Regions from separate parts of the Mus musculus genome. Here regions 1, 2 and 3 are each linked to region 4. Evidence: chromatin loops called from intact Hi-C (ENCODE). Cell type or tissue: heart. All regions are shown on one strand. Links, peaks and the distances in the headings refer to the core of each region. The heading gives the core; the rest is flanking DNA. Region 1 holds the start of Gm22540 (a small nuclear RNA gene). Region 2 overlaps Bcl9l (B cell CLL/lymphoma 9-like). Region 3 holds the start of Upk2 (uroplakin 2). Region 4 has its middle 20 kb from the start of BC049987.

Region 1 (4,414 bases), core at 1,192-3,691, 170 kb after region 4:
GAGCAGGCTGGACTCGAACTCACAGGAATTCACTTGCCTCCGCCTCCCGAATGCGAAGATTAAAGGTATGTAGCACTAATTCTTTTTAGCATAAGCCCTGTTCATAGTAGATCCAGAAATCAGTATTTATAGTGGTGGTGTTAGGCTGGAGAGATGGCTTAGCCGTTAAAGGCTAGGCTCACAACCAAAAATATAGTGGTGGTGGTGGTGGCTGGGTTACAGGGGTCTCTAATGTCGTACATGTAGTACATAATAAAACCCAAGAGTGATATGTCCCGTGAAGCAGCCCTGTGGAGCGCTCCCCTGGGTGTGGCTGTGACTCATCCCCCAATGTAGGTTCCAGGTCTGGATGCAGAGCCAAGCTTTGGGCAGCCACGAGTTATGGGAGGAACCCTGGAGCCAGAGAGCAGGGAAGGAAAGCGGGTGGCCCTTAGCTGGAATCGAGCGGCTCCCTCTACTGGCCAACTAGGGGAGACGTCGTGCTTCTGTGTGTGTCTGCATCAGGAGGGATGTCACAGGTGTGCCAGCGAGTGTCCATGTCAGCTTTTGCCGGTAAAAGTGTGACATGGGCGTAAGTGTATGAAGGTGCCTGTTTCTGACACGATGTCGCTGTGCCAGCACGGCTCGAAACTGTTTCTGGAAGCTGTACTCACAACCGCATCTTGTACTTTTTGGACAGTGTGGAGCGGGCGCCCAGGACTGGGACTGCTTGTTTTCAGAGATTAGCCATCTTTCTGTTTCTATAGTGATCCGAATGCACAAATAATGCTGGCACTCCTCTCCAGCGTGCACTACCCCGAGTAGGTGGACGCCGGTCAAGGGAAGTTATGTGGAAGAGGCTCAATATTCTGAGGACCCAAGAAAGGGTTAACTTCAAGCCCCACAGTAACTTCAATCATTGGCTCGGGGCACTGCCTGTCAGAGTTCTGAGGGTGGGGTTTTCGAGGCTGCAGTCAGATTGCCCAGAGCCCCTCACTAGTCACTAGTCCCTGGAATCCCCCTCCTGTCACCATCATCATCTTCATCCGACCACTGGGCTTTGCCCCACACTGTGCGTAGCTTGATGGAGACACCTTTCTGGGCCCTGGATGAGGCGCGGATCCGGGCTTGATGGAGACACCTTTCTGGGCCCTGGATGAGGCGCGGATCCGGGCATCCTGGCTTACCCACTCTCTCCAGCAGCCTGGCTTCCTGATAGATGGTGATTATTATATAATAGACTCTCTGGACAGAGGCGTGCCAGCGCTGGGAACATTGCCCCTCCTTGAAGTATGCCTTAGGGCCTGGCATCTGCCGAACCCACCTTACCGCCCAGCTGTGCCGACGTCCCCGGCACCGCCTCCTTCCGGGAGCGGGAGACCCCAAGAGCCACCTTCCCTGGTGGCCAGAAGCCGAGTCCTGGGACAGGGCGGGCCCAGGCCGGGAGTCAGGCCGGCGCCCCGCAGGTCTCTGGGTCGGCCGGCAGAGTGAGGCTTTACCAGCGCCTCGCTAGGATTGTGGAGTCCACCTGGCCCCTCCAACCTGAACTTGGAATTTGGGAACCAACAGAGGTGGGGCTAGGGGGCGCTGGGGCCAGGGTCGGAAAGGGAAAGGAGTTTGGAAAGCTGCGAGGACAGGAAACTCCAAGCTGGACCAGGGGGCCGGCAGGGGCAGAGGGGGGAGGGACTCTTATCCTGACAAGGCTCCCGCCTTCTCCGACTGGAGGGTTTGGAAAAACTGAGCAGGCAGCCAAGGCTTGGCTGGAAATCTTGCAGCCCACCCTCCTGGGGACACAAAGCTGAAGGGCGGGGGCAGGGCGGGGGGGGGGAAGAGAGCGCGACCCCGGGGAGGGCAGGGCCCCTTTTGGGGCTGGGGGCCCAGGGCCAGGTCCCTGGGGAGGGGGTTCCAGGCGCTGTCTCCCTGCAGTCTGCTTCCCCCAGCTCCTTGCTTTCCCCCTCCCCCCTCCTCCCCCCTCTACGGCTCCAGTCTTGCGGATTGCGGGCAGACTTAACTCCTAGCGTGCCAGTCTGATGGACTTGGAAGTGGTGACACTTGATTCGCGAAGGAGGGAGGGAGGGACTCCGGACCCCACTCCCACAGTTTAACTCGTTAAGGCCCGGAACGCAATCCCGGAACTTCGGCTGATCTGATCCCTGAAAGGCTGCCAGTAACAGGAGAAACGACACGCAAAGCGGGTACCTGAAAGCTGCCGAAAGCCATCCGCTTTCGAACCCTGTCTTAACTGCCTACCTCCTGCTCCCATCCTGTCGTCTTCCCTTCACTGGTGGGCTACCTTCCTCCCTCCCTCTGGCTGAAGCCCTTGACAGATAAATGGCTGCAGGGAGGCGGAAGTCTGGATTTTGAAGCTACGTGAACAGTCTCCACTAAAGCTTGTCCCAGGGGTTCCAGCGCAGTGACCACCCCACTTGGCTTTCACTGCTTAGAAAAGAGACCTACTCATCTGAACCAGAGAACTCTATAGCCTCTCCAGCTAGGACAAGGACAAGGGTCTGAGTTTCTGGAAACCATGACTTCACTCCCACCCCCGGACTGGACACCCTCCCTCCGATCAAAATTGGCCCCCAGTTCTACTAAGAACGACTCCATCTCGGGGAGGTACTTCAGATTAGGCAGGAAGTGGTTAACAGAGCGCTAGGTGAAAGCCAGGTGAGGCACTGCCCATCTTGGCCTCAGGTGAGAGTAGGTGGGGTCTTGGAGGAATACTGACCTTAAGGGTTGTTTTTACTGTCCCCTAGTGGTTATGTCTGGCTTAACACCCACTTGCTAAAATAAAGTATCCTCGCTGGAGATGTAGACTGGCTAGAGAACGCCTCCGAGATATGGAAGAAGTCCCCCACAATCTTTGCCCTGCAATCCCCGCTCATCGGGCGGTTTCAGCCGTTTCCAGATCTGCACGGTAGGGTTCGCCTTATGGCACTCAAGTGCAGCGCTACAGAGCAGAAGGCGGAGGTCTCTCCTCCGAGGTCCTCCACCTAATAGAGGGGATCAGAAGGAAGAACCTCCCCTTTGCTACTTCCTCTTTTGTGCCCTAGGTCTTCTCTGACCTCCTAGGCTCGGCATCGAATGCAAATTCAGCACTAGATTCCAATCTCCTCAGTTTCTCTTCACCTTCATTTCCCGCTGGCCAAGTTGTCTGTCTTCTGGATGTCTCCACTTTGAAGGATCTAGCAGCTCAGTCACTTCCGCCTCCTGGCAAGGCTGGGACTCTCTTTGCAGAAGCCTGCGGGGAGCAAAAGCCAAGGGTTTAGAAAGGCCGGTATCTCATCCTTTCAGAGTTCTGAGAGTGGCTTGTTTGTATTGCTGGCGACTGAACCTGAACCTAGTCTCTCAGTGCTAGGCAACACTTTACCACTGAGCCAAATCCCTAGCCCTCTTCTTCCTCTCTAAAAATTGAAAAAGATTCTCCCTAAAGTTGCCCGAGATAGCCTTGAACTCACTCTAGCCCAAGCAGGCCCTGAACTTGGAAACCTCTTGTCTCATCCTATCAAGTAGCTGGGTTCTGGCTTCCGCCATCATAGCCAGCTCTTCTTGTGAGTTTTGATAACTCAGTCGTCGTCGTCGTCTTCTTCTTCTTCTTCTTCTTCTTCTTCTTCTTCTTCTTCTTCTTCTTCTTCTTCTTTTGGACTCCTTTTCTGACTAACCCTTCCTTCTTAGTCATTCAATAAATATTTACTGAAGACCTACTATTTTCCAAGCACTGGACTGGACACTAGATTTATATTGGTGATATGACAGGTATGGTCCCTTGTCTTTACACAGCCAACAGTCTAGCTAGGGGCAGACAAGATGCTGACAATTACAATTCAGTATGAGGGTGACTTAGGCTGCTCCCAGGAAAGATCCTTGAGCTAAGCATGACCAGGAAGCATCATCTTGACTTCTGTGGAACTCAGGGAGACAGTATACATCTGCTAGAAGCCGTAGCAGGAGAGTTCTGCCAGAGAGACTTCTGAGGTTGCCCTCTCTATGTTCTTCAAGGAAATAATAAATTCTCCCAAGGAAAGACTGGTCTGAAAGGTCCCGGCCTAATCACTTTTCAGGCCTGTTTCTTCAAATGTTAAAAAAGAAAAAGAAAAAAAGACGGCCAGTGGGTAAAGGTGCTTGTTGCTAAGTCTGACGACCTGAGCTCCATCCCAGAGACCCGCATGGCAGAAGGAGAGAAGTCTCACACACTGTTCTATGGCATGCGTGTGGAGACAGGACCTCCCACCCCCATGCCCAAATAAATAAAAATGTTACAGAGAAGATTAGCAGGGCCCCTGCACAAAAATGACACACAAATTCTTAAGGCATTCCTCTCCCCCAAACCCGAGGACAGAGTTCCTCTGTGTAGGCCTGCCTGTCCTGAAACTTACTCTGTAGACCAGGCTGACCTCAGACTTAGAGATCTGCCTGCCTCTACCTTCTGAGCCTG
Region 2 (4,414 bases), core at 600-3,099, 150 kb after region 4:
TGAGCTTCCAGAGAACCTGGCTGCTCTGCTTTGAAAGTCCCATCACTGGGCTGATTATAGGCAGGTACCACTGTACCTGGCTTCCTGTGTGGGTTCTGGGAATCCGAAACCTTGCAAGGCAAGTTTCTCCCAACTGAGCCACCTACCCAGCCCTCTTTTTTGGATTTTTACAGATTAATCATTAGTCACATTTAATTAAACCATTAGCTTCAGGTGATCAATTTGACTTTCAGCCCCACTCCTTTGACGAGGATGGAATGTAGGGCTGAAAGCCCCAAACCTCTATCCTGCTTTGATTTTCCCAGTCACCAGGTTCCATCTAGAAGCTACCTCAGGACTGCCAGACACACCAGTCGATACAGCATTAAACAAAACAGAACAACAAAAAACCACTTATCCCTCTGGAGCTTCCCAGGAAACAAGAGAAGACCAAATATATGTTTCACAATATCACAGACTCACATACTCGGAACAGCCGAATATTCCTCAGGAGCAAGACAAATTTCGCTCCTCGGTCACAAGCCTGGCATTCCGTTCTCACATAGATAAGACCCACGACTGGTCTTCAGTGGTTTTAGGTGAGGCAGAGATCCATGGTCATACCAAGAAAAAACAAGTTAAAGCCTCCGGACTACAAACAGCAAGTGCCAGCACTTCCCAAAATCACAAGAACTTGACCAAGGTGGCAGACACCAGAGGCCTAGAGTATAAATCAGAGCACACAACAGGCTCCTACAGGCTACGGAGAGGGAAGCAGAGTTTATCACAAGAAGGAATTTTCTAGTACCCTAACAGCAATACAAGCTAGCACTGTTCAAAGTATGTCACATGCCTGGACTCAACTTTCTCCTTGTGCCAAATCTATATGACAAAGATCACTTCTATAGATGAGCAATCAGAACTCCTTTCTCAAGTTTACAGTCCCTGGGATGTAAGTAAAGGCGCCTGGGCTCTGAGCCTGTCTCATTGACAGCTACCTCAGTCTGCCTTGCTGTGTGAAGAATTCAGTTGCATGGTTGAATGCTGCTGAATGACACAGTGACACAAGACTATAATCCCAGCACTTGGGAGCTATAGGCAAGAGGGTTAGAAGGTCAAGGCCAGCCTCATCTATACAGTAAGCCTGAGGCTAATCTGTACTACATGAAACCTGGTCTTCACTGAATTGCATTCCATCTAAAAGAGGCTGGTCAAGGGATCTTAGCTATTTCTTATCGCTCTGTATCTTTCAAAGTTTCTCCAATGACACGGGATAATGTTACAGACACAAATTCGGGGAGACAGGAGGGTTCTGGTCCCAGGAAGCAGTGACAGATTCTACCACTCAAGCATCCATACTGAGACTGAACATAGCTCATACAGCACTAGTTAGTCACATGGGGCCTTGGCAGTCCCAGCCAGTTGTAGAGACTTCTTACAGGACACTGGTCAGTAGGGTCTCCTCATTCCCTCTTGCTGACTGTTTCCTCCACTGTGACAGTCATCATTACACTTTCTTCATGGGCAGCTGTGAGGACTAAACTCAGTAGCAAATGTATCTTTCTTCTCCTTTCCTTAACTCCTGCCTGTAAGCAGCACACAATTTAAGCTCTGGCTAGCTTCTCACATGCTTAGTTAGGTTGGAAGCACCAAGGATGTCTCGGGCCTCAAGCACAGAAGGATGGATTGGAATGAGAGAAATGGCTATGAATCCTAGAAATGCATCATGAGCATTTTCTGAGTGTCATTTAGAGACTGGAGAAAGGAACCAGGGACACAATTAAGGGTCAGTTCACACCTAGGCTTAGCAAGGCTTTGCAAAGCCAAGCTAACAGATTCCCATCTTCCTGCCCATCCTCCACTGACCGGTAGGTGGCAGCATAGGCCATGAAATCTGTTAGATGTGTAGGTGAGTTGTCCGGAAAAGGGATTACCTGAGAGACCTTCGACAGAGGGAGGGAGAGGGGAAGGGAAAGAGAGAGGGAGGGTGGCGAGGGTGTGAGCAGCACTCACACTATAGATAAGGAAAAAGTCCAAAGTAGGGCTGAAGAAGAGCCTGGGCTCCTAGTCCTTGCCATTTCTTGAACAATCCCCTAAAGCCCAAGGTAAGCTCCCTCAGGACGGACACACACACACACACACACACATACCAGGGGAAGGGCACCATGAGGCACAGCATCAATGGGCACTCACTGTGGGCGGCCGCAATGGGCTTGTCGTCCTCCTCGCTGTCTGGCCCAGAGCACCATTCGTCCCCACTGTACGGCTGCTTCCGCTCCAGCACACACCTCCGTTTACTCCGGGGTGCCACCTCTGCCCAGGCAGGATACAGGCAGGCAGAGTAAGAAAGTATGGCAATGTGGCCTAGTCCTTCCACATGCAGAGGCCCTCCCAGACCATTCTCCAGAGTGCCCCACCCGAAAGGGCACTGCCCAGACCACGGTGGGCACTTTGCCAGTCCTTGGTCCCCACCACACCACCATTTGTTTCTGATTTCTTTTTCTAACCCTGGCTGCCTGTCTCCCCTCCCCCCCCACCCAGCACAGCATAGTCCCAACCACAACTGGTTCTAATTAGGGCTGGGGGGGGGGGGGCAGGGAGGAGCCACTGTGACTCTTCCAGGCCCCAGTGCCTGTTCCCAAAAGGCTCCCACCAGCCAGGACATCAGGAAGCTTTAGGGATGATGTGGGTAGGGGGTGGATCTTCACCCCAGACACCTCCCTCTTCAATGTGGGGGCTACAGGAGTATTATCACTCTGCTGTCAGGCCCTTCTCTGAGTGCCACTCTAGCCAGCCCCGCTCTGGAATGAACTGGTTGACTGATGGGTAGACGTAAGAGAAAGTTACTACAAACAATACATGTTGGGTGGCAACACAAGGATGAGACTCGAGTAAGGGCTGGTCTCTGAGCAGTTTGGGTCTCGCTCACTCGGGGCTGTAGATGATGTTGAAGTCTAGAGGTGAGGGAATACAGTATACAGTACCTTTGGCCTCTGAATCGAGGGATGGAGTCCCAGCTTCCCGCTGCTCTCCAGAGTCCACAGACACACTCCTCTCGCGCTTCACCTTGCCCTTGAGTGAGCTGAAAGGAGACACTCCTGCCTGGGGGTTCTTCAGACTTGAGTTGCTAGGTGAGATCTGGTTGGCCTTGGCCCCATGGCTCCCCGCCCCCACGCCCTTGGAGCCCAGGTTGCAGGTGGGTCCTTGGTTCACATTCTGGTGCTGGGATTGGGCCCCTCCATTCCCTGTCTTGCCATGATTGGTCAGTTTATTTTCTGGGTGCATTGGCTTGGCTGGGGCAGGGGGGCAGTGGCCCCGAGGGGACAGCGGTGGACTCCCTGGAGCCTCTCTCCTCCTGGGGTGGGGTAACCTGGGGAAAGGGAGGAGAAACAGGAAAGATTAATCCTGCAAGGCATCAGGCATGCCTGGACTTTAGCTCTCTCCTAACAATGCAGGGGGTGGTGAGGTGCTATCTGGAGACCACCTGCTATTCCCTACCTCTGTGCAGTTCCTCAGATAAGAGCAGAGCTCTGTCCACCTGGGGGAGTGGCGATGGAACAGTGTTCCTTATCTTCTAGGCTCAACTCAAATGGAAACCCTGGGCTTTGACTTGGCAGAATCTATCTACCTTCAGCCCCAGGATCCAGCGCTTCCACTAAAGCCCTTTCTCCCTAGCATCTGATGGATTCTTCGCACCTTCTAGGGTTTAAGACTCCTTTCCAAGGCCCCAGACCTCAACTACGCTGTGCCCTGACAACTAGCTGAGAAGGGCCACAGGACCTGTGAGTCACTGCTCAAGCCCGAGCCCTATTCCCTAGGGTACTAGGGAAAGCATAACCGAGAGTGGTACCCACAGGTCCAGAAGACTCCCCAGAGCCTAAGTGGGGAAGGCCTGAAGAGGGTGGGCCAGTAGGCCCTGTCAGCAGGCAGGGATTGGGGGGGGGGGCATGTCAAGCAGACAAGAGTACAGCTTGAAGCCATGGATTCCTGCAGCCTAGGCTGCGGGCCCTTTAAGCTCCAGCCCGCTCCCCCCACCGCCTCCCCCTCCCCGGAGACCTATTAATAGCCGCTGGAAAGATCACATCACGGGAGAGGATATTTATCCCCCCTCATTCCACACCAGCTCAGATTTATTTCAGCTCTGCTGTCCTGCTGCCGCCGCCTGGCCCTGTCTGCCCGCTTCTCCTGGGGAGGAGGGAGGCAGGCACCACCCCCACTCCAGCTCCTACCCCCGACTAGACTGAGGCTGGAGGGCGCCATCACACCCCCAACACTAGGGTAGGATGAGGGTCTGTTCTAACGGTTTTAGAAGGGAAGAAGGGACCAGAAGCAGGCAAAGCTAGCTGCCAGTCTCCTCTGCCCCCTGGGCCCAGGCGCTAAGGCTGGCTGCCAGCTCCTGCCTGGGGCCAGACTTTACCATGCTACTTCCCTTCAA
Region 3 (4,414 bases), core at 667-3,166, 200 kb after region 4:
AGCTCTTGCCACCATGCCTGACATTTTGGTCCCCAGAAGCCACATTATGAAAGGAGAGAGCCAATGCCCACAACTTGCCCTCTGACCTCCACATAGACACTGTGGCACACATATGGGCACACATATAAAATAATAAATGCAACTTTAAATTTTTGAAAGAAATTAAGTTTCGGGTTTTACCTCAGACCCACTGTATCAGAAGCTACATCTGAACCAGTTTCCTGATCGTCCATTGCACAGTAAATTTGGAGATCGTCTGGTGAGAGTTCCTCCTGCTCCCAGCCGGAGCCCCCAGGTTCTGTTGTCTTCTACCCCCTACACACATTGCAGACTTTAAGTCCACCCAGCATGGGGGAAAGGACAGAACCCCATCAGCCCTTCAGTGGCCCCCACTTTTCCACTAGGACCTTTCTCTGGGGTTGGGGAAAATGGGTGGTTCCTGGAGCAGACCCTGACGGTCTGAGCTCAGGTCCTATCGAGTTCACCTAGCTGAGACACCCACACCCCTGCAGCCACTTTGCAGTGACAACCTGAGTCTCAGGTTCTGCATCTATAAAAAGCAGTGCCTTTCAGGAGGGCATGCAGAGCCCCCTGGCCAGCGTCTAGAGGAGAGGTGACTGAGTGGGGCCACGTCACTCGTCCATGGCTGGAGAACCTCCATCAGTTCTCCCAGTTAGCCTGGGGCAGGAGAGAACCAGAGGAGCTGTGGCTGCTGATGGTGTTTCTTCCCCAACTGTTGTCCCAGGCATCGAACCCCAGAGCGACCTGCACACAGTCCACCGCTGAGCCACACCCCAGCCCTCCACCTCCTCTGCTCCTGGTTACAGGATTGTTTTTGTCTTGAAGGGTTTTGTTGTTGCTACTTTTTGCTTTGTTTTTGTTTTTGCTTTTTTTTTTTTTTTTTTTTAACATAAGGTTTCTCTTTGTAGCCCTAGCTGTCCTGGAACTCACTCTGTAGACCAGGCTGGCCTCAAACTCAGAAATCCACCTTCCTCCCAAGTGCTGGGATTAAAGGCATTCGCCACCATCGCCCAGCCCCTGGTCTTGTTTCCTAAGGTTTTCCTGCTTTACTCGCTACCCGTTGCACAACCGCTTGCTGTCCAAGTCTGTTTGTATCTACTCCACTGCCCACTAGCCTTGCTGGACTGGACCTGCGTTTACCTGGAAGCCTTCACTAACTTCCCTTGTCTCCACCTTCTGGAGAAATCTGAAGGCTCACACTGATACCCTCCGCTTCTCCCAGAGTCGCAGTTTCTTAGGCCTCAGTTAAATACTAGAATTGGATCTCAGGCTCTGCTATCCCCACCCTACCTAACCAACCCCCTCCTCTCCCATCCTTACTAGCCAAAGCCCTTTCAACCCTTGGGGCTTTTCCTACACCTACACACCAGGGCAATTTTAGAACTCATGGCTCTCCTAGGAAAACGCCTACCTCCTTGGAGACAGCACCCTCTACAGTCCAGGAGGCAGACACTCAGACAGAGGAACTCTGTCCTTCAGTCGCGGGAGTTCCAGAAAGAGCCATACTCCCCTGCAGCTAACTAAGCTGCCAGGACCCAGCCAGAGCATCCCCCTTTAGGCCCGAGGGCCAGCTCCCCAGCCTGAAAAACCTGTCTGGGGCCCCTCCCTGAGGCTACAGTGCCCAAGGGGCAAGTTGGACTGGATTCCCAGCAGCCCCTCCCACTCCGAGACAAAATCAGCTATCCTGGGGCAGGGCCTCATTGGCCCCAGGAAACCCCAGCCTGTCAGCACCTGTTCCAGGATCCAGTTCCCAGCGCAGTATGGCATCCACACTGCCTGTCCAGACCTTGCCCCTGATCCTGATTCTGCTGGCTGTCCTGGCTCCGGGGACTGCAGGTCTCTATTGCTGGTGGGAGCGAGGAGGGTTTCAGAGCGCTAGACAGGGAGCATTGTCTCCCCAGGGCTCTCAAGGACAGAATGTTGGTCTAGCTGGTTGGGGTTGAGAGTTACTAGTGGTAGGGATCAGGTGACAAATTCCTGGGCTTCTTCCAGATCCAGGAGTCAAGAAATTTGGGTAAGTGTCCAAGGTTTGTGTGAGTTGGGCGAGACTGGGGACTGACTGGGTGCCATGGTCTAGTCTGGGTGCCATGGTCTAGTCTGGCTCCCAAACAGCGCGGCGTACCCACCATCTGCAGCTCAAGCCTGCCATCTGGTGGTCAGATCCACACGCTCCTCTTCTGTCTCTGCACCCTTAGCAATGACCACCCACCCACCCCGCCAGCTCTGAGTTAAGAGGGGGCTAACTCCTGAGTTCCCTCTCGGCTCCCTAACAGACTTCAACATCTCAAGCCTCTCTGGTCTGCTGTCTCCGGCGCTAACAGAAAGCCTGTTAATTGCCTTGCCCCCATGTCACCTCACGGGAGGTAATGCCACATTGATGGTCCGGAGAGCCAACGACAGCAAAGGTAGACCTCCCTTGTACCCATTTATTCTACTCGTCGTAACCCCTCTTAACGATACCCAAGAGCTGCCCGTTCTACAAGAGTGGACTGCTAGAAATCTGATCTTGCCTTTCACTCCTATTTCCCCTCAGTGGTTAAGTCAGACTTTGTGGTGCCTCCATGTCGCGGGCGCAGGGAGCTTGTGAGCGTGGTGGACAGTGGGTCTGGCTACACCGTCACAAGGCTCAGCGCATATCAGGTGACAAACCTAACACCAGGAACCAAATACTAGTAGGTACCGATGGACACCTGTGGAGGTGGGATGCAAAAAAGGGAAGTGGAGGTCCCGTGAGGGTGGGGAAGTGCCAGGAAGCATGAGTTAGAGAGGGCACAGCTAAAGGGTAGGAAATGTGAACCTGGACCCCAGGAGGGCCCAGATGGGACACATAGCTAGAAGGTGGAGGCTGGAACCCCTCCTCCCGAGTGCCAGATACGTACAATCTCTGCTTTCTCTCAACTCCTGCCTCTAAAGCATATCCTACCGAGTACAGAAGGGGACATCCACCGAGTCCAGTCCAGAGACTCCCATGTCCACGCTTCCTCGTAAGTAAAATGCCCGTCTCTCACACTTCCCTAAGCTCCGACTTTTTTCTCCTAGAGCAAGTTAGATAAACTGTTTTCTGAGCGCTCAGTCGCTCTCTCTCCCCCGCCCCAACCCCCCAGTATTTGGTATGGCCACCTCCTGTCCTGTTCAATCATCTCTGCACTAGAGGTTCCTTGTGCAGAGGGATGATGTCCTCCTTGGTGGCTCCTAAGTGTTGCTGTGAGGGGGGTCTATGTTTGCTTGACTGGTTGGCTGGATGACCAGTTGAACTGATGCTGGCGGCTACTTGGATGGCTGGGCTAAGCTGTGAACCACAGGAGCTACCTAGGAACCCCTTCAACTCACAGAGGTTCTCCCATCTTCTTCTGACAGGAAAAAACATGGAGTCTATTGGGTTAGGAATGGCCCGGACAGGAGGGATGGTGGTCATCACAGTGCTGCTGTCTGTGGCCATGTTCCTGTTGGTCGTGGGTCTTATTGTTGCCCTGGCACTGGGTGCCCGCAAATGAGAAGGGCTCTCCTGCATCCCAGGCTCCTCCAAGAAGTCCAGCCTGCCTCCTGCCAGGCTGTAGTCACTGGCTTCTCAGTGGCTTTTCTTCCCTCTCCCCGCCCCCTCCTCGAGTCCACTCCTGACAGTGCCCCCTCCCTGCTCCCTGTCTCACCTTGCAGCACTCCCTGCTAGCCCCACTGCAATCCTGCCAACACTGATTTATCTCTTAACTGTACTTAATTCTCACAATAAAGGCTGACCCACGTAGTATGTCTCATCTCCGACCATGTCTATGTGAGTCACCCCTTTAGCTGGTCCTCTTATGCACATATCAAAAGTACCAATGTCAAGGTCACGTGCATGTCATTCTCTCTATCCCCAAACCCCAAGGGTGACTTTTCCCAGGAGGGAGGCAAGCAGAGGCAGAGATAATGAAAGCCCTCCAAGCCCCAGACCTAGGGCTTGGGTTTTGCATCCTGCACTCAGTAGATGACCCAAGCAGGAGTCTGAGTTGGGCAGGGGGTAGAAGCTGGATCACCATGTGAGGGTGACTGGGAAGCTGACAGAACTAGGGAAGAACTAGAGAAAACACAAACAGGGCAGGCCCTGGAGCCTGGGTGAAGAACATGCTAAACGGTTCTAGACCCTAGAGCCGAGGTGGACGGAAGCTCCCTGGAAGGGGGGGGGGACCACAACTGTGGTAAACAGGCAGTGTCACCCTCGTCCATTTTTAAAATATAGTTTTGTTCTATAAAAGTTTTATTTATTTATTTATTTATTTATTTGCTTGTTTTTATTTGTTTGTTTGTTTTCCAGAGCTGAGGACCAAACCCAGGGCCTTGAGCTTGCTAGGCAAGTGCTCTACCACTGAGCTAAATCCCCAACCCCTGTTTTTGTTTTTTTGAAGCAGGGTTTCTC
Region 4 (4,414 bases), core at 936-3,435:
GGAATTGAACTCAGGACCTCTGGAAGAGCAGTCAGTGCTCTTAACCACTGAGCCATCTCTCCAGCCCCTAGGGCTCATTTCTTAAAGCATCTTCCTCCTTTAATTGTTGTTGTTAGTGGTGTTTTTGTTGTTTTACTGTTTTACTTTATTTTTATTTTTTGGTTTTTTGAGATAGAGTTTCTCTGTGTAGCTCTGGCTATCCTGGAATTCACTCTGTAGACCAGGCTAGCCTTGAACTCAGAAATCTGCCTGCCTCTGTCTCCCAAGTGCTGGTATTAAAGGTGTGTGCCACCACTGCCTAGCTGTTGTTTTATTTTTTGAAACTGGGTCTCATGTGGCCTAGGCTGGCCTTAAAGTCACTATGTAGCAGTCTTGCTGGCCAGCTCTCAGTTTCATTCTTAACTTTCTTATGTTGTTCAGAATCACCAGCCCAGGGAATGGTGCCACCTATGGTGGACTGGGCACTCTGATATCAAACAACAGTCAAGATAGTCCCACACAGACAAGTCCAAAGGCCTATCTGGCTGGGTGGTCCCTCAATTGAGATTCCCTTCTGAGGTGACATTAGGCTGAGACAAGCTGACAGCTACACCTAAGTAGGACAGAGCAAATCCAATCACGGACCCAGTTCAGTAAACATTGCTCAAAATCAGTGACCCCCCGGAAGCAACGTTATGGAGCTGGACTCTAAGAAAGAACCCATGCACGTGTCAGAGGCTGTGAGAGACTGAAGGACACAGCCACCCCCCAGTGACAGTCTCCTTCCTACCTCAGGGTGATAAGGCAATGCCCAGTCAGGCTAAAGTGACAGGCGTCCTGCTGAGGTTCCCTTCTTCCATTGAAATGAACATCTTGCCTGCCTTCTTCCCCAGCACCGTGCCCCTTGCGTACTTTGAGAAGTGGGGACTCATTCATCCCCAGAGAGGGTTCCACACTAGAGAAGGCTCTAGGAAGCACCCATGTCCCAGCCTTCCAAGGCACTTGCCTTCCCCAGGGCACTGAGAGAAAGGGCAGTGGGGGTGGGGCAGAGCAGGAGACACAGCAGTGGAAGAAAAGTTAAATGAGGTAGAAGATGGAGCCTGAGAAGGAAACAAGAGTGCCTATGGGGTCCCTGAGGCCTCTCTTCTTTCATTCACATGGCAGGAAGCTTAGCAGAAAGTAGACTTCAGGTAGTGCAGGCCAGGAGAACCAGCTGGGTTCCCGACATGAGCAGTTACCACAGTCATCCAGGAATACTAAGGCCACTCACTGGCCTGGCTAAACTCCTCCTGGAGAGAGGCCAGGCAGTGAGGCCAGACTCCTGAGGGCCTTAAACCTTGTATTGAGGGGTCCTCTCTCCATGAGCTGTGGTTCCACCTAGCTCTGGGTGCACCGATGATTGCCATTCAGGATTTTCCTATACCTTATACCCTGACACCTCAAAAGGCCATGTATATTCTGAGGGACAGAAATCCAAACATTTACCATGGCCTGCACTCCTGAACGCCAAATTCCTTTCATCTGCCTGCTATCCACTGTTACAATGTCATACTGAGGACAAGGAGACCCGCTGTATTAGGGAGGGCTTCCCTCCCCCCAGTAAATTGGTCTGGGAGCTTCCTCATTGCTAGCTAGACTTTGTAGTTTGGGAAGGTGTTATGCCAATATGCCATAGGGGTAGCCAACCGCTTTCTGATTAGACCTGAGGCCTGTGACCCAGGAAGGAATTCATGTCTGACACTTTAAACCTGGTCTAAATCCCTGAGCTGGGGAAGTGACAGGCCCTGATGTAGGAGCTCAAGTTGTTTTGCTGAATGGATGTGATGTGGTCAAGAAACTGCCCTTGAAATATCGATGCTTATCTCTCACTGTGTTCTGCCAGAAAAGCTTCTGTTGTTTGTTTTGAGACAAGGTCTCTCTCTCTCTAGCTTTGGCAGCCCTGAAACTTGCTTTATAGACTGGGCTGGCTTTACGCTCAAGAGACCTACCTGTCTCTGCCACCAAAGTGATGGGATTAAAGGTGAGCGCCACCAGTCAGCCTAGAGAAGCTTACATTCAGGGCAGCAGTAACTGTGGACTCAGAATGAATGGCCATTTATTTATTCTGAGATAACTGGCACATCTGTGTCACCAGCGTGCTAAGGCTTGAGAAACAGCAGGGAAAAGAGGGCAGAATGTAAGAGCAGACGATGAAGTGGACTGTTGTCACTCTGGAACACACAGCACAAGGCCTGGACAAGAATGGGCCTGTCAACATCCTGGCATGGAGGAGGAGGGACACACAGGCTCCAGACTTGCCTGAGGTTGCCGGGGAGCGAGACATGAGTGTAGGCACATATACATATAAAAGATGAGTTGTAAGTTGGGCCCACCATCATCACATGGGGCCATGGAGAGCTATACCGGCCTGCAGCTAAGCCCAGGAGTGGCCACTGGGGGCCGCCACAGCCCTGAATGTGCTGCTCAGAGATTGACGCAGCCAGGCCTGGGGAAGAAGGCTCCGGACAGAGATGCGCCTGAGGGATGACATCATACACTGCTGACTTTTATGAATAAATGAAAAAGTTAGTTTTGATCCAATTCTAGGACAGCTCAAAGCCACCTCCCAGGTCTGGAAGAAACGGACTGAATTAAGCCTTAGACCCTACTCCAGCCAGGAGCTGAATATCCAAAGTGCCTACCCTGAGAGGAGCTGACTTTCACCAAGGAGGGCCCTCAGACGTCTTATCTGGAACCGTGCAGGCACAGACCCTTAATCCAGGGCTTCAGGTTGGAGGGAGGTGTTAATCCCAAGATTTGCAAAAGAAAAACCAGTTTCACAATTTTTGAGACAAATTTGAAGTAAGCTTTAATTAAATACTGACCAGGACCACCCTCTGGAATTCCCAGCAAATGGTGATGACACAGGATTGTAGGGTCTTCTTAAGGACAAACCCCTATTGCCATCGTGTTTCCCCATATGACATTGTTATTAAGAACTACAGCTCCCAGCATTCCAGGAAGTTAGCTGGTCCTTGGGGGGGGGGGGGTTACAGGTTAACTTTGGGTCTTACAAAGGGAGAAGAGTGTTGGAAATGTCTATTACCTGGACAGGTGGAGGTTGGTGTGTCGGCTGAGGGGTTCCCAATAGAGCAAGGCAGCCAGGAAGAGGATGAGGAGCCCTGGATTCTCGTTCGTGACTCGCAGTCCAAGCATGACTTCCCCTACACCCCTGGCCAGGCCCTGGTGGATGCCCTCTGCCTGCCTCCATACTACTAATGACTGATCCTGCAGAAGGGCCCCAGACATTCGGGAAATCCCACAGCTAGAGAGAGGCTATTCTGGTAGGTCAAGATCTTGCTGTCCTAGAAGGTTCCAGACATTGATGTGACCGTGAGTGATGGCTGAAGCAGGAGCCTAGGACCCAGCGCCCTCAGGGAAGGCAGGTTTGTCCCTCCTGACCCTTCCCATCCTGCCTCACAGCCACTCCCAGTGGCCTCAGTGAGACTTGCAGGGAAGGGAGGGTCCCACCTCCAGGATGGCAGGCCGGCCTGCCTGCCCACTGTCCCCTCACCTCCAAGTACTTCAGAGCCTTGTCAGCAACACTAGGGTCTGAGAAGCAGCCAGCCCAGAGTGGGGTGAGGTTGGAGGGATAAAACTCCAGGTTCTTCCTCTTTTCCAAGTCGTAGTTGAACCAGGCACCCTTCTGCTCTTCCCACAGGATGGCCAAGCGCTGGGCCTGCAGGTTCCCGTTCATCTGGCTTTGGTAGCCTCTGTATGGTTCTGCCTTTAGTCTCAACGGGCATCGCTCTGCTCTTGGGTAATAAGGAAACTTTATCCTTTAGTAATTTCTAGAACAAAAGGGATCATCTCCTATCTCCACATCCTGCAGGAGCCTCCCAGACCCCAGGAAGGTCCAGCCAGCCCTGACATCACCAGGATGCTGAGTCTATCTGCTGTATCCCGTGGGTGTATCAGAGACTCACGTCATGCTGTGCTATCTTCTGTCTCACTGACAGTAATGGTTGCTGCAGAAGGTGGTCCTGCGTGCAGCAGTTCTGAAGGACTGTCTTACCTTTTTTGTCCTCTGAAGTCCTTATTATACTGCTTAGAATAAAATCTACTAGTTGTCCGATTGCTTCTTTTATTGTTTGTTTATTTTGTGTGAGGTGTGTGCAGCACACACGTGAGGGTGAGTATGAGCACACAGAGACTAGAGAAGGATGTCATCGCTTTGTCCCCTGGTCAGAGTTTCTCACTGACCTGTGCTAGTCTGGCAGCTGGTGATCTGCAGGGACCCCCTGCCTCTGCCCTCCACACACTGGGGTTATAGGCCCTGTTGGCAATGCCTGACTCTTTACATGGGTTCTGGGGATTTTAACTCAGGGTCTCGAGCTTGCACACTTGCCCTCAGCCTGTACAGGTGCCCCTTTCCCATCATGCCCCATGACTGGTT

The links. Peaks named below come from ENCODE experiments on the same cell type or tissue, not always from the same donor. Only the 100,000 strongest peaks of a DNase experiment are listed, where the experiment ranks them.
Region 1: a loop joins it to region 4, with 3 times the contacts of the local background. A loop is called at or near these places in 4 of 42 quality-filtered maps.
Region 2: a loop joins it to region 4, with 3 times the contacts of the local background. A loop is called at or near these places in 16 of 42 quality-filtered maps.
Region 3: a loop joins it to region 4, with 7 times the contacts of the local background. A loop is called at or near these places in 27 of 42 quality-filtered maps.

Annotation. Positions count from the first base shown.
Region 1 is chr9:44,476,301-44,480,714 of GRCm38, reverse strand. It overlaps Gm22540 (a small nuclear RNA gene), which reads left to right and starts at 4,200; the gene lies at 4,200-4,304. In heart, for the core only: CTCF peaks have their summits at 1,338, 1,551 and 2,733 (motif pointing left); DNase peaks (open chromatin) are centred at 1,274, 1,674, 2,734 and 2,974; H3K4me3 peaks cover 2,136 bases; H3K27ac peaks cover 2,072 bases.
Region 2 is chr9:44,499,680-44,504,093 of GRCm38, reverse strand. It overlaps Bcl9l (B cell CLL/lymphoma 9-like), which reads right to left. Exons shown (of 9, transcript NM_030256.3): 3 at 2,964-3,349; 4 at 2,173-2,292. Among named protein-coding and RNA genes, the nearest start is that of Bcl9l, 2.8 kb to the right of the region's middle. In heart, for the core only: a CTCF peak has its summit at 1,835 (motif pointing right); DNase peaks (open chromatin) are centred at 1,903, 2,483 and 2,693; H3K4me3 peaks cover 354 bases; H3K27ac peaks cover 1,053 bases.
Region 3 is chr9:44,452,074-44,456,487 of GRCm38, reverse strand. Upk2 (uroplakin 2) reads left to right here and starts at 1,721. Exons shown (of 5, transcript NM_009476.2): 1 at 1,721-1,857; 2 at 2,295-2,426; 3 at 2,555-2,693; 4 at 2,935-3,005; 5 at 3,379-3,773. The coding sequence starts at 1,782. The coding sequence ends at 3,515. In heart, for the core only: CTCF peaks have their summits at 1,459 (motif pointing left) and 2,171 (motif pointing left); a DNase peak (open chromatin) is centred at 2,107; H3K27ac peaks cover 400 bases; H3K27me3 peaks cover 1,990 bases.
Region 4 is chr9:44,650,246-44,654,659 of GRCm38, reverse strand. No RefSeq gene overlaps it. Among named protein-coding and RNA genes, the nearest start is that of BC049987, 20 kb to the left of the region's middle. In heart, for the core only: a CTCF peak has its summit at 2,418 (motif pointing right); a DNase peak (open chromatin) is centred at 2,379; H3K27me3 peaks cover 279 bases.